Linked DNA regions of Homo sapiens: region 2 is linked to region 1. The links are chromatin loops, found by intact Hi-C in ENCODE. Cell type or tissue: sigmoid colon. All regions are shown on one strand. Each heading gives the region's core, and the rest is flanking DNA. Links, peaks and the distances in the headings are about the cores only.

Region 1 (8,085 bases), core at 1,570-6,569:
TGCTTGCTGAATTCATTCCAAGACTAAAAGCAAAAAAAGATGGCCTCTCAGAGACCTCGCAGCCCTGCACTTTAATAATTTGGCCAGATTTGCAAAGGAAGCGTGAAGGACAACTCCAGCATCTAGCACAGGATGGAATGTGGTGGACAGTTCTATGACTGCTGCCGACAGTCTCATCCTTCCTGTCTCCTAACCTCTCCCTGCCCCCTTCCCCCAGGGACACACTCCAAAGAGCATAGCTTCAGTGCTCATGAGCAGATGGCACAAAGCCCAGGATCCCAGCATGCTTGTCAGTGCTAGATACAAGGGTCTTAAGAGAGCAGCAGCTGCCGGAACATATGGGTGGTCAGCAGGAGTTCCCCTTAGCTCTGGACTGAAGCTCCTCAACATACACAATGCCCAATTTTCTGAAAGGTTGCAAGAGAAGCTTTCTCTAGGATCTTGTCATGTTTTTCCCATTGACTTTAATGATTTAGTATTCCTATTTTTCTGGGCCCCTTGTTCCTATGAAGTATTCAAGAATTTGTAAATCAAGACACATCTGCCTTCCCCCACCCCTTTTCTCTCCTCTTGCCACAATTCTGATTAGGCTTTCATCATTCTTTACCTGGACAAATTCAGTTGCCTTCTATGTGGTCTTCTTGCATTCATTCTCTCTCCATTCTGCCACCAGAATAACCACACCAAAGTACTGCTCTGTTAGGGCACACACCTGCCAAGAACTTCAATAGCTTTCCCATTGCTTGCTGAAAAAAGATTCCAACATTCTAAGCTTGGAATTCTAGGCCTCCCCGCCATCTATCCTTTCCAGGAAACCTTTCCAATATTAGTGCCCATCAACCACATTTAGGGGTGTAATTAATCAGGCCCTATTTCTTCCCACAAATAGTCACTGTGATTTCTCTCTGTTGTGTCTCGGCACCTGCTTTTTTCTTTGCCCAGGATGCTTCACCTGTTTCTCCATCTGTTATCATCTTACCCACTCCTCAAGTTCCAAGCCAACGGTGTCTTCTTCAGCGAGCCTTTCTTATTCAACCCAGGTGGAAAGACAGTTTACTGTTTATACTTCTGAAACAATTCATGCCTATTTTTTAAAAAACTCTTATCAGATTATGGATGGTGACGTAGATAGATAGATCGTTGATAGATAGATAGATAGATAGATAAATTTTTTCCCATTGGAAGGCTGACTTATTTTTCTATTTCCAAATTCTATACCTAGCACAGCATATGGAAAGAGCTCTAACAATATTGACTGATTGAATGAATGAATGAATATATGAGTGACTCAGTTAATCCGGTGATTCATTTATAGTTATTCCCCACTTCTCACAGTTTAGCTATTACATGTAATCCTGTCTCTATACATTGGCTTTTCTTAAAGTTGGGTCTCTCTGCCTTTTGAGGTCATCACATAGGTGACTTCCTTTAACGACCATGTTCCTTATGTTTGGAGTATCAGTGAGTGACATGGAGGAGATGAGGATAGAAGAGCGAGCAGTTTCAGGTAAAAAGAACACTCCAAGACATGAAAGAGTGAAGGATGAAGGATTTATGCTTCAGGTGAAGGATTTTAAGCAAGATATTGATATAATTAAATTAGCTATTTGAAAAAAAAATCACTCTAAACTCACGTACAAGTGGACAGGAGATACTGAGGATAGGAGAGCCTCAGGAGGAGGCTCTTACAGGTAACTCAGGCTGAGAGTAGACTGACTGGCACTTAGACCAGGTCTTTGCCAAAACAATAACTACTATCTCTGCCTCTTCTCAGGGCTTCCAGGGCAGCGATTGAGGAGACCTTACCAAGGAGCACCACACAGTAGATGCTGAGACATCGTACTCCAGGATAAGAAACAGTAACATGGCAGCACCTGCTTGAAAGAAATTAAAAACCAACAGACTCCATTTAGAAAGGAACAATGTCCAAGAAAGGGCGAAATAAGGGCGAGAAGCCCGAGGCACTCATTGTTGCCCTTCAAGCTGCCAATGAAGACCTCAGGACCAAGCTCACAGACATTCAGATAGAGCTGCATCAAGAGAAGTCCAAGGTGAGCGAGGGCTACCTGAGGTCGTGGCATTAAGAGCAGCTCTGGCTGTGTCCACATGCAGCGAGCACAGCTCTGCCTGCTGGCCTACCCCAGTGGACTCCTGCCCTTTGCCAGAGAGGGCAACGTCCCCTGTAAACATGGAGAGCTTATTGCATGTGGCAGGAGGGAACTGAGCACAGGACACACAGAAAGTGAAAATAGCATACTCACTAGACAGATCTTAGCCTCCTCTGGAAGCCCGGTTCAGGAAGCCAGATATGAAAATTCAGACAGTGTCCCTTACCACCGCCAAACACTTAATAGTTGCATGACCTTGGGCAAGTTCCACTCTTGCCCTCTATAGGTTATTAACTCCCAGAGCATTCAGAGAAGTCCTTCTGAAATGTAGCACATCACGTTACTCCACTGCCCAATACCTTCCAAGGGCTTCCTATCTCTCTTAGACTCAAAGGACTTTCTCTACCACTACAGGATATTAGCTCCATCCCCCTCTTTGACTCATCTCCCACTTCTCTCTCTCGATCATTCTGTTTCCTATTTTTGCTGGATCAAGAGAGAGACCCCAATCACATTTAGGGCCTTTGCACTTGTTCTTCCTGGACAGCTCCATGCTCCTTCACTCACCTCTTTCAGATGTCTGCTCAACCATCAAGCATCTGACCACAGTCTCTAAAACAGAACACTTCCCCATTGTCAGGTACTCCCCATAGCCTATTCTTAGCTTATTTCATAGTAATTCATACATTTGCTTTTTACTTGTTTAGTGCTGTCACTCCTCAATCTCTACAAAAGCAGAAATTCAGTTTACTTAGTGTCCCTAGAGCCTAAATAATATCCAGAACTTAAAATCTCAATATGTATTTGTTGAATGAATAGAGGAATAATTTAAAGATGATGCATTCCTTATACCTCAGTTTCTTCATCACATCACAGCTGTACTGAGGTATGAATTAGATAAGTATATTATGTGCTTATGAGGATTGAACAAAAAAATTTACGTCAGGTGCTCAGAGAGCTGCCTGACACATAATAAACTTGCAAAACATTATAATATTAGTATTCTTTTTAATATTCATAGATTTAAGTCAGTTGCTAACTAGACTTAGAAGTCTCTTTACTTCTCTCAATCCCATCGCCTAAATGCACAAGCAAACACACATCTCACCAAGGTGGTATGAATATCAGAGAGGGTCATGTCTAGGAAAGCATTTTGAAATCTCCAGCATTCATAAGATGTTTTCGCTCCTTGCAAACCAGAGACCACCATGACAGCATAAAGTTGCCTTATTTAGATAATTATACAGTAAGAAAACATTCTTGATCAATAAGCAATAGTCACAAGCCAACAAATATATTTATTCCATTTTTGTCTACCTCTTCTTCCTTGACATCATTATTAAATTTTAATTTGTTATTTCTCCCAAAATCTATTTCTCTTCATTTTAACAATAATAAGTGGCCTTTGGATCTGCCAAAGCCTCTTGCTCCCTGCCTTAGCTAAGCCTTGACCTTAGATAAAGAGACTGTAATGTAAAGTTTGTGAAGAAAATTTTTTAGTTTCCTTGAAGCCAAAGGGAACATGATGTCATTTTAGAACAGCATTTGTTTGGGAGTCAGAAGACACGGGGCATTATTTGTCTTTATCTCTCCTTGGAGATGAATTTAAATGTCACAGTGTCTCTATCTGTAATTCAGATGACTGAATCTGCTTCTCCATATTTGTGCTTGTCAAGCATCACTGTGCAATGGTATAACCTGGGGGACCTGATTAAATATCGAGATTCCTGAGGCCACAATCCAAGAATTCTGATAAAGTAGTGAGGTGAGAACCAGGACTTGTAATTCGGTAAAGCAGCCCTGGCAATTCTGATGGACTACAGATGCAGATGACTTCCAGCCTTCGTGTTGACAAACACTCGCTGTAAGATTCCATCCAGGTCTGACAATCTCTGAACATTTCATTGGCCTTAACTCTCCCTGCAGCAACATCACACTTCAAGGGAGGCAGACTCCTTTAATTGCAGTTATGACAGGATGACAATCTACATTCCTAGGAAGAAGCTTGTCAATCTCGAGACTGGGAACCCTAAACTGCTACTGCTTTCCAGAGAACAAACTGATGAGATTCTCAGAAACAGAGGCTCTGAGGACTTCAACACTGCCAATACTCCACATATTCAAGCCTTTTAAAATGGGTAACTCTCAAGTTTGAACCAGGCTGCCTGTTTATCTTGGGCCTGGCACCGTTGTCTAAGCCCGCAGGCCAAGCATAATCTCCCCTTCCTCTAACAATTGACTGGCAGCCAGCCTCTTAAATGAGAGCACACAGCCTCGTCCTTTTCTCTGCTGGCTGCCCCTGCCTGGCTCCCTCTCCTTGGCAGTTAATTACGGTCCCAGCTCAGGAGCTAAAGGGAAGTCTCATTGCCTGTCAGCATCCTTCGCCAAAGAGCAAAGGGAATTTAGAGGGCAAACAAGTCATAAAGCACTTTTATTATAAATAAATAGGATTGTATTTTCAAAGGGCCAGGCTTTAAGAGAGAGAATATGAACAATGCCAAGGTGTGAATTTATACTCTCAGGTTGGCTCTGAGGCTCTGATGACAAAATGACAGTTCAGCTACTAGGGAATGGATAAGTTAAAAAGTGGAAACCTTTGGGGTAATGGGGCAGTATTCATTTATCCAGCAAGACAAATAATCCCACTGATATTTACAGAACAGCCATTGTGTATAGAGCCAAATTTTAAGACCTTTGGGCTGATAATATAAATAGCTACAACTTATTGAATGTTTACTATCTGTCATGGGCTGATAAGCACATTTCATCCTGCCAGAGTCCCAGCTGCTTCACTAGCACCTGACTGGCCTGGAGAAGGTTATAAAACCCCTCTGTGTTTTTCCTTCTTCATCTGTCAAATGGGACAATAATAGTATCTGCCTCACAAGGGTGTATGTGTGAGTGCTAATTTTTGAGCAATTAGTTTGTGTCAAGCATGTTAAGTGCTTTCATGCCATTATCTCATTCCATCCTCATTTCCACCTGCTGAGGTGGGCATTGTCATCCCTACTTTACAGATGAGGAAACTTCCTGGCCTGTAGGAGGTGCTCAAAATTACTTGTTGAATGAAATCACATGATTCTCTTTAACAGCTTTCCCCCAAACCCTGTGGCATAAGTACCGTTACAGTACTCACTTAGGTGAGAACTCCAGGCTTGGGTAGAGAAAGGATTTCCACCCAGATCTGTCTGCTTCTTGGAGCAGCACCCTGAGCCACTAAGTTGCGGTATTTGCCCCATTTGTCTCTTCTATGGACACCATGAGTGCATGATCCATTGGTTAGTGTGTATGAACATGCCACGGGCTGCCCCAGGGCTTTTTACTCTCCCTCAGAGATAAACTATGGTTTCGTGAACAGCATGGGCACAGTGACAGAGGGAATGAATGGACAGGAGCAGGGAACAGGGTTCTCAGGGCAGAGGCAGAAGGGCAACAGGCCTGGGTTGCAAGACTGAGAATAATCAGCTCCAGACAGGAGCTGTCCCATTGGCACAGCCCTTCAAACTGCAAAGCATTTTCACATCGAGCCTCACAACCATCAGAGCAAGCCCGTGACAAAGACAGGGTGCAATTACTATTCTGCCTTCACTGAGGAAGAAAATGAGGTTCAAACTGTTTAACTCATTTGCTCCAAGAGACACAGCTGGTGGAGGAGCCGCGATGGGAATTCCTGTCTTCTGTAAGATGGTGGTGATCAAGGTAATGCTCACTGTCTGATTCAAGGCATCTATTGCCTCTAGGGCATTCTCAGAAAATCAACCAACATTTTCTATCCTCGAGTGACTGTCCCCACAGCCTCCAGATACAGGTACCAAATTTGGGATGGGGTATATTTTCCTATCTACTCCTTTAGTTCTATTTTCAGGAAGCATAAGTAGCTGAAAACAAGAAATTTTAAAAATAGGATCCTTTGCACTGGATTGTGTAAGGTTGTATAGGACTTCCCTTGTAAGCAATCTTCCTAGAGCGACTCCTTCACACCTCTTCTCTGAGAGTTGCTTTGTGCCCATGAAAATCCCTGCCAGTTTACTGTGTTCCTCCAGGAACATCCAATGCAGATAATCCAGGCCAAAGTTTATGTTAGCTTAGCTTGCCTTGATAACCTCTCAACCTTTTCCTTACCTTTGACTGAGCTGTCCAATTTTTAATCCTACATTTCTAAGATCACTTTTGAAGCTCAAATCATCACTATCTTTCTCTTGGCAGAATTTACATTGGCATTTTGCAAAGGCTAGACCAGAAGTAGGACAGAATAGAAAAATACAACATGAGGTCTGTGCAAGATAGTCATAAATTCTTTTTTCCCTGTCATAGTGTAACCTTTCCTTGGTAGGATTAAACTTTTCTAATGATCTTTTTTCCCATAGAACCTCTAGGGTAGAAAGGATTTGGAAACCCATCATTCAAAGCCCTACCGAGTGCTCTCCCCTTCACCCTGCCCCACCCCGCACCACTCTTTAGGCCCATACGCACCCCAAGTGTCTTCCACGTCAAGATTAGATGCTGCCAATGCCAGAGAACACAATACGTACTGAAGAAACTCAGCTTTATCTTTGAACATCTCTTTCTGTTGGAAAAACAGTTACCATCTTAATAATGTAATATAGTAATGTTAGTCTTATCAGGATGATATGGGTACTTTTATATTTATGTTGTTGGTATTAATGTAATAGTGTATAATATTAATATATACACAGTATTTATTAAAATTATATTATAATATCCACCATGTATTAATAGTTATTAATCTCTAATGTGTTCCAGCTTTTCTAAAGAGCTTTTGATCCATTGCCTATATCAATCATCACAATAGCCGTAAGAGAATGATATCGACAATCCCAGTTTTCAGATGAGAAAACTGAGGCTGACAGAGGTGAAGCAAGGTTTCAGGTGCAAATACGAGGTGTCCAAGGTTTCAGAGCAAACAAGGAGGTGTAGGAACTTACCTGGAGCCAGCTCCTGGCCCACAATGTACTTTAGTGAGTCTTCTTTACATTGTTCTTATGTAAAGACTGTTTCTCACTTTTCTTATCACAACTTGTGATGAAACAAAGACTTCCTACATCATAGAGCCGCCCGGGAGGTTAAATGGACTGATGTGTGTAAAGCCTGTTTAGAAAGTTGCCTAACTCATATTAAACCCTCAATAAATGCTAGCTATTATATGGTTGAGCTGAAATTTTTCTCCGTAAAACATCTCCATGTATCAAAATTGGTTTCTTTCTTCTACTAAATAATTTTCTTCATTTCAAAGTATTATCATCTTTATATTTTCATTGTTACTCAGGAATAGTTTATAATTTTGTATATTCATTTTAAGATTTATATTAAGATTTAAATCTATATCCTTAGTGGTGCCATCTGCACTGCAAATAATTTTCAGAAAATTTTTATTGGCCTTTTTCCCCAAAAATTTCAGTCACATTGTTTGGCTTTTCTTCAGAATAAAACACTTCTTCCAGACTTAAAAAGAAGCCATAACTAGAAATCCTGCAAAAAAATGTCAGTTTTCATGACAACCAAAATAAGTAAACATAAAAACATGTCAAATGTTACTCAGTTCCTTTGAATTTTCTCTAGTTTTCATGGATTATTTTAAGGGATAGACAGTGTTTGTTTTTGTTTTTGTCTTCAGGCTGGAATACATGTTTCATGCACCTGTATTTTTACTTTTTTAAAAATAATTTCCTTCATCTCCTCTTCAGTTCTCAGGCAAAAGCTTTGAGTTGATAATTTGGGGTAAATGACAGAATCATAGGAAGATACAATTTGATGCACCTCCAGAGAATTTGACATAAATAATTTTAGATCAAGGAGTATCTCCTATTATATCCAGTAATAATATTACCTTACACTTCATAGTACTTTACAGTTCAAGGTACTTTTCCGTACACAATCTAGTTTAACCCTAAAAATAACCCAGTTACAGACATTTTTAAGTGTAATCAAAAATCCTCAGAAGGATAAAGCAACTTTC
Region 2 (7,289 bases), core at 1,060-6,059, 81 kb before region 1:
GAATGAGTTATGAGTGCAATAATACCTCACTCACGGTAAACTTTTAGTAGCTGTTTGCTTGTATCACCCAAAATGCAACTCTTATGACTTGAATTCTGAAACTCTAGTCATCCTTAAAGTGAGAGCTGAGTTGTAACCTTTCCTCTGTAGCTTTCCTTAAGCTAGACTTCTCTCAGCTCTGCCACCATGTCCTCATTGTTAATCATCCTTTTATCTTAGTTCCCAGGGTATTTTGTAATCCTTCTATTATAGCATGTGTCTCGATATATTATTTTTATGGGTCTTCCTCCTCCACTGGAAAGATAGTGCTCCTGGGCAGAGGCAATGGCTTATTTGTTTTGTATCCTGGGGCCCAGGACACATCCTGGCATATAATAGTCATTCATTAATTGTTCACCAGATTGAATTTGTTGGACACTTCAAACATCCTCTTGCTTTAAATGTTTCTCCTTGTTACAAATTAGAGGTTGTTGTGCTGAAAATTGAAAAGATAAGCCAACGATAGCATTTTAATCTCCCTTTTATGAAATTATTTAAGTTGGAACCATCAGTAGAGTAACCTGTCACCATAAACCAAAGGTAGTAACAAGAATTGAATCTTTAAAAAGGGGGAGGAGAAGCATTTAATATCTTTAATTCTAAAATCACATGGTTTGTTGGCACAGTGATGTCAGTGATGTCAGTGTAGTTGCATCATTGCGTTAGGAGGACTACAGGAATTCATTAGCCACTCAGACAATATGATTTGGAGTTTCACTCTGGTCATCATCTGAAAATGGCTACAGTGTTCCAGACCAAAAAGTAAGTGCCTAGTGGAACCTTTAGCTATTATAAGAAACATCTTTAGCAAAAAAAAAAAAAAAATACATTCTGCTGAGCACATAGGCACAATGTGTTACACCAGACTCACCAATAATATTTACTAAGGGGTAGATTAGCTTTTCTACCACAAGGAAGATGGTTAGTACACTGAGGAATGTGTGAGTGGTAGTTGCTAAGACCGAATTCTTTAATGCCTGATCTAGAACAATGAGCAGGCATTAAAGAATTTATTTTATGTTTAATGGAGAAACTTCATATTTATCAAATAAACTGGATTTTCAATTTCTCTTGAAAAATCAGACTTGACCATATCGTGTGGTTGCATTTGCACAGAGCAACGCTCGGTGGCAGCTGAGGAGCCATTGCTCACTTAAGGAAGGTCATTGCCTTGCCAGTCACCATTATTCAGTACATGGTCCCCTTCACACATTCATATTTCCTGACTCAACCCTGTAGGAAAGGCATCTGTGCTTTTCATCCTTTCCTCTAAGCCTCAGTTTCTAAATCTGTATGTAGAATTAATATAGCAGCAACTAGCTTGAGGAACTCTTGAAAAGATTAAGTAATGTAACTTGTATTAAGTGCCTTACTCAGTTCCTGATGCCATTGTAAGTTCTCAGTAACCGGTTACTATTTCTTCACTTCAAAACCAATATTTATTGAGCTTCTACTATGAGTCAGGTGCTGGGGTAGAGACGGAAATCTAATTTTGAGCAATTAGAGGCATGGTCCCTGCCTTGAGAGTTTGTGGTTTAGCATCCAAGGAAGTGCCAGCTATAATGCCATTGGTCACATGGCTTTTGTTTGTGTTATAGAATGAGGAGGAGATAAAAGTCATTGGGTTGCTTTGCAATTTCTTGTGCTGGACTGAGAAAATAACAACAGAGAGGCCCTATAAAAAGGCATTTTAAACTGAACATTCTCCAGCAGTCCTTCATTTTCACTCTTCCCACAAAGCTGCCCCTCCCCCAGAACTCCCCATCTCAGCAGATGGCCTTCTTATCCACTCAGTTGTTCTAGCCAAAAAGCTAGAAATATTTTGAGTCCTCTCAATCCTCTCCTCTATCTCCCTTGATGTTTAATTCACCAGCAAATTTAGTTGTCTCTTCTTGCAAATCATGTCCTAGATCTCTCCATCTCCCCATATCTATAGTGCCACCCCGCACCATGGGCCAAGCCATCATCACCACCATCACTTCCACCAAGGATAACTGCACAGCCTCCTGCTGCCATGCAACCAACTTTTCCTCCAAAGGCCCAGTAGCAAGTATTTTAGGTTTTGTGGGCCTTAAGGTAGGTCTCTGTCACAACCACTTAACTCTCCTGTTGTAGCACAAAAGCAGCTATAGACAATATTTAAATGACTGGACATAGCTGTGTCCCAGTCAAACTATTTACAAAAGTAGGCTGCAGGCTGGATTTGGCCTGTGGGTCATTGTATTATAGTCAGGGTGATCCTTGTTAAAATGAAATATGGTCATGTCACTCACTTAACTCTAACCCCTGCAATGATTTCTCAGGCACTAAGTTTACAGTACTCAGTTTGGTCTGCATGGCCTAGTTGATCCAGCACCCCTTTTGGCCCCAGGCACTCCATACTTCATCCAGATTTTTAAACAAAACGAGGTAATTCCCTTGACAGGGCCTCTGTACTAATTGCCTGGAATTCGCCTTCCCCATCTCAGCATGACTGATTCCTCCTTATGTATCAGATGTCATCCCTGAGAGAAGCCTTCCTGATCCCAATGCAGACTCATTCCAAATGACAACTTACAGTCATCCATTCCTCTATTTTATGTTCTTTTCTGTAGTACTCCCCATCATCAGAAAGTCTCTTATTTATTAATTTGGTTGCTTTTATATGGTAGTCTGTATTTTCATACTAGTTTATAAGCTGACGGCAGACTTTGGCTATTGCTTGACTGCTCTAACCCAGATCCTCAAAAATACTTTTTGGAAGGGAGAATAAACAGATGAGTACTCTCTATCAGTGTAAGCCACAGCACCACTTAAGCCTGCAGTCCTACAGAACCTCATCCATCAGGGCAGGCCACACCTTTATGCCACCCTCCTTGCCCAAATGTGCCAAGTGTGGCTGGCCTAAGGAGATGGAATTGTAAAAACTTTTTCGACCAGAAAGAATTTCAGAAGGAAAAAGAGTAAAATTCCTCTAACAAAGAGCCTGTGTTATTGCTGAGCGCACACTGCTTTTGGCTGTGTAGCTGGTCTTTGTCTCCCTGTGGCCCTGTGCCCTTGCTTAATGTCTAGAGGGAGGTACTTATGGAAGAGACTCCTAATAAAGACACTTTACAAAACAAGGGTTATGTGAAGGGGGTGGGGGGAGGGGGAGTAATTAATTTTTCTTTTTGTTTAAAGTAGGAAAGCCAAACTACATCTCCCAAACACACCACTTGACTTGAAAGAGATACAAAAGTCCTTTCTCTTAAAAGTCATCCATGTCGGGCATGCTGGCTCACGCCTGAAATCCCAGCACGTTGGGAGGCGGAGGAGGGCGGATCACGAGGTCAGGAGATGGAGACCATCCTGGCTAACATGGTGAAACCCCATCTCCACTAAAAATACAAAAAAAAAAAAAAACAACAACAAAAAAACAACTTAGCCGGGCCTGGCGGCACGAGCCTATAATCCCAGCTGCTTGGGAGGCTGAGGTAGGAGAATCACTTGAATCCGGTAGGCGGAGCTTGTAGTGAGTGGAGATCATGCCACTGCACTCCAGCCTGGGCGACAGGGTGAGACTCCGTCTCAAAAAAAAAAAAAAAGTCATTCTGACTTTTAACAGGGAAAATATAACCATCACTTGTATAGGTGGATGGGAAAGAATTTAATACAAATGTTAGTGGATGATTCTACTTGGGCTGCCGCAATAGAAAACCACAGACTGGGTGGCTTAAATAGCAGAATTTTTTTCTCAACAGTTCTGTAGATTGGAAGTCCGATGTCGAGGTAATTACAGGGTTGGTTTCTGGTGAGGCCTTTCTTGCTGGCTTGCCAATGGCCTCCTCTCTGTGCACTAGGAGAGAGATCTCTGGTGTTTCTTCCTCTCTTGATAAGGATACCAATATTATCAGACTAGAATCCCACTCTCAAGACCTTCCTTAACCTTCATTACCTTCTTATCTCCAAATACAGCCACGTTGGGATCGGGGTTAAGGCTTCAACGTATAAATTTTGGGAAAACACAGTGCAGTTCATAATAGAAACCTTCAAATGCTGCAATTTCATGTAATATAGGTTTCTTTTGTGTGTGTGTGTGTGTGTGTGTGTGTGTGTGTATTTTCTGGCACCATGAGTGATATCTTCCTTGGGAAATGGGTGTGCTTACTCATTTTTTCTTATTGGCCTTCAGACTTTACATCAGTCTTAATCTTGCAGCTCTTAACAAATTAGAGATGAGAGTCTCTAAATAAGTGAGTATAACATGTGATCTCTCCATGAGACTGGAGAACAAAGGAAAACCCTCCCCATGGGGCCTTTATCACACATCTTAACAACACAAAGGCGTCATATGAGGATTGTGTCCCTTGGGTTAAGAACGCAGCTGTTTACCACAAAATGGCCTCCTTCCTGCCATTTCTCACATGCTTGGCCCTTTCAGAGCACCTTTCCCAAGTGAGTGTTTTATTTTCTCTTCCCTCATCTTCACTTAAGTTTATTTCGCAATGGTTGTGATCTTTCCTGAGGAAGATATTAGATCTAGACGTGTAATTGCTGGGATGATAAGGAGCTATTCTGTAATTATTTGACTTTTTAAAAATCAGTTTTTATTTATGAAGCAAACTTGCTGAGTGCTAACCATGTATGAGTCATGATCCCAAGTAGTTTTCATGAATATTCTTTTAATCCTATCAACAAACCTAAAAGGGAAATATTATTCTTATCTTCTATTTATAGATGGGGAAACTGGTTTGGAATGGATAAGTCAAACCAACAAACAAAAACATTTATAAGTATGGGGCAAGATAATCAGCTCAATCCAATTTCAGGGCTGAGCTTCTTAACTATTGCAACAGTTTTTTCTCATTCATTGTTCATCCATAAAGGAACTGGACTCAAGCCTCCTGCCATTATAATTTAAAGTGTTAGCATATATGCAAAATATTTTTATGCACCATTTGATTCTTTATAATCCAACTTCCAATGTGACATTGAATTCAGTCCAACATTTATTAGGCATCCACTACTTGGAAGACATTTCTAGGTAGGCGATGGTGTATAGGGCAGGGTCCTACTCTTCAGGTGACTGGCAGGTTAGCAGGAGTGTGTGATATATGCACAACTCACAGAGTGTCAAGTGACACAGAAGTAGCTACCACTAAGAGAACTGGAAGAAAAGAAGAGTAAGGGAATAGCTTCCACTAGGCAGGATGTTGTTTTAGGTAAGAGCCAGGGTTTGACTTCTAGCTCTGTCACATGTAAGCTGTGTGACTGAACAAGTTTCTCTAAAGCAAAGTTTCTTCCTCTATAAAATAAGGATTAAAAAGGGTTCCTTTTGCTCATTCTGCTGTAAGAATCAAGTAGGATAATGCATGAGTAGTGTTGAGTACTATGCCTGGCACATAGTAAATATTCAATAAATGTTAGTGAATTTTTTTTTTTTGCTGTTATTGTTTAGCCCTAAGGAAAATTCCTAGATCAAAAAGACAACCAGTTTGTCTATATTGCAGAAAATAAGAGGCTTCAAATTGACAAATTTATATGTGTGTTCTAGATGTCACTTATCAGCCATGTAACTTAGGACATGTTTTCAACCTTTTTGAGCTTCAATTTTCTCATCTCTTAAGTGGGAATGAAGCGGCATCATTCATCTGAGGTAATAACCGAGGTTCGTTGTCTCATGCCAAGGAAACCAACAATGCAGACACACGAAGAGTGAGGTTAAGAGTGGAGGTTTAATAGGCAAAAGAAAGAGAAAACCTCTGTCTTCCAGAGAGAGGAGTCCCAAGCAGGTCTTCTGGTTCACAGTGAAATGCAAGGGGTTTTATGGATGAGCTTGGGGAGGTGGTGTCTGATTTAGATAGGGCACAAAAGATTGGTCAGACCAAGTGTGCTATTTGCATAAGGTATGAAAAACTGGTTAGGGCTAGGTGTGCCATTTGCATGGCCACCCCCACCCTAAGCTTTTATTTTGCAGATGGGTTCTCTACCTGGCCAGTGCCAGGTTGCCTGTTTCTTTATTGTACATGTGGTGACAAAGAAAAGGAAAGACAGCATCTCCATGTTGAACATACCTGGCCCTCGGGTAGCCCTTTTCTATTGGCACAGCTGCCAGTATTCATCTGTGCAAACTTCCAGCTTGCTTATCTATGTCTGCAGCTCAATTTTTCAAGCTGCTCTTTGTTAGAAAAGAAATGATTTGGGGCTGCTTTTTGTTAAAAGGGAAATTCTGCCGAGGATTCTTTTACCCTCGCTATCTACCTAAATAATTTCCTTCTACCTCCTGTATCAGGAATAATGATGACATCTACCTTGTAGCATATTGTGAGGTACTATAATAACAGCATCAGGTATTTATAATTAGAATTGGCCAGAAACTGTTCTGTGGGATTTATATATATATATTATTTCACATATTCCTCATAGTAACTCTATTTGGTATTAGCTGTATTATCATTATCCACATTTCACACGTGAAGACACAGAATGTCAATAAACATCCAAGCTCATACAGCCAACAAGAAGTAGAGCCAGGATTTGAACCCTGGCATTCTGTACTCTACAACATTATGTTATACTTTTATCATTTTGTGAGATAAGTCTATGAAACCTTTAGCAGAGTGCTCGGAATAGTCTCAGCATTCAGTCATTCAGTCAATGTTCCCAATTATTGTTATCAATAATAAAGTATGGAAAAATGGCCCCTCAGAACAGGCAGCAGATGAGATGCACCTTGAAGAATATATGCCAGCAAGTCAATAGTTAAGCAACCAAAGTTTTGAGAGGATTTTTGTGTTTACACATTCTAGACAAAGTAGATAGCTTATGCAAAGATACAAAGGCAGGAAAACACAGGGCATATAGGAGAGAACAGTGGGAGTTCAATTTGGCTAGAGCATAGCATGAGGGAAGTAGTCTGGAACAATAAGCCTAAAAAAGGTAGGCTGAGGTGAAATGCTGGGGCAGTTTAAATAAAATGTATGGAATCTGGTGATTCCTTACATTCTTACTGATTCTGAGTGGACAGTCTCTCAGGTAGTAGTTTTGATGGCACCTGGAAGATGGTCTGCGGGACACAAGAGCCTGGGAAGGAGAAGACTAGTAGCCAGCTATGGAATTTGTTTATGTGACTTATAATGGGGTCCTGAGGTAGACCAAGTGGCCCTGAGACTGCATCAGATCAGAGTCAGCTTCTTTCTATTTAGCTATATCTTTGACAGTTACCAATTGTTATTGCTTGAATCCTCATGTTTTCAGGCCCAGCTGTGCCCGTGTTGTAATTTTTAATCTTT

The links. Peaks named below come from ENCODE experiments on the same cell type or tissue, not always from the same donor. Only the 100,000 strongest peaks of a DNase experiment are listed, where the experiment ranks them.
Region 2: a loop joins it to region 1, with 2.3 times the contacts of the local background. A loop is called at or near these places in 1 of 110 quality-filtered maps.

The regions. Positions count from the first base shown.
Region 1 is chr5:147,665,644-147,673,728 of GRCh38, reverse strand. JAKMIP2 (janus kinase and microtubule interacting protein 2) reads left to right here. Exons shown (of 22, transcript NM_001270941.2): 2 at 1,775-2,051. The coding sequence starts at 1,923. Among named protein-coding and RNA genes, the nearest start is that of JAKMIP2-AS1, 110 kb to the right of the region's middle. RefSeq lists an enhancer at 682-1,881. In sigmoid colon, for the core only: no CTCF peak of the experiment used is centred there; a DNase peak (open chromatin) is centred at 4,408.
Region 2 is chr5:147,747,388-147,754,676 of GRCh38, reverse strand. All of the region lies in intron 1 of JAKMIP2 (janus kinase and microtubule interacting protein 2), which reads left to right. Among named protein-coding and RNA genes, the nearest start is that of JAKMIP2, 32 kb to the left of the region's middle. In sigmoid colon, for the core only: no CTCF peak of the experiment used is centred there; a DNase peak (open chromatin) is centred at 3,056.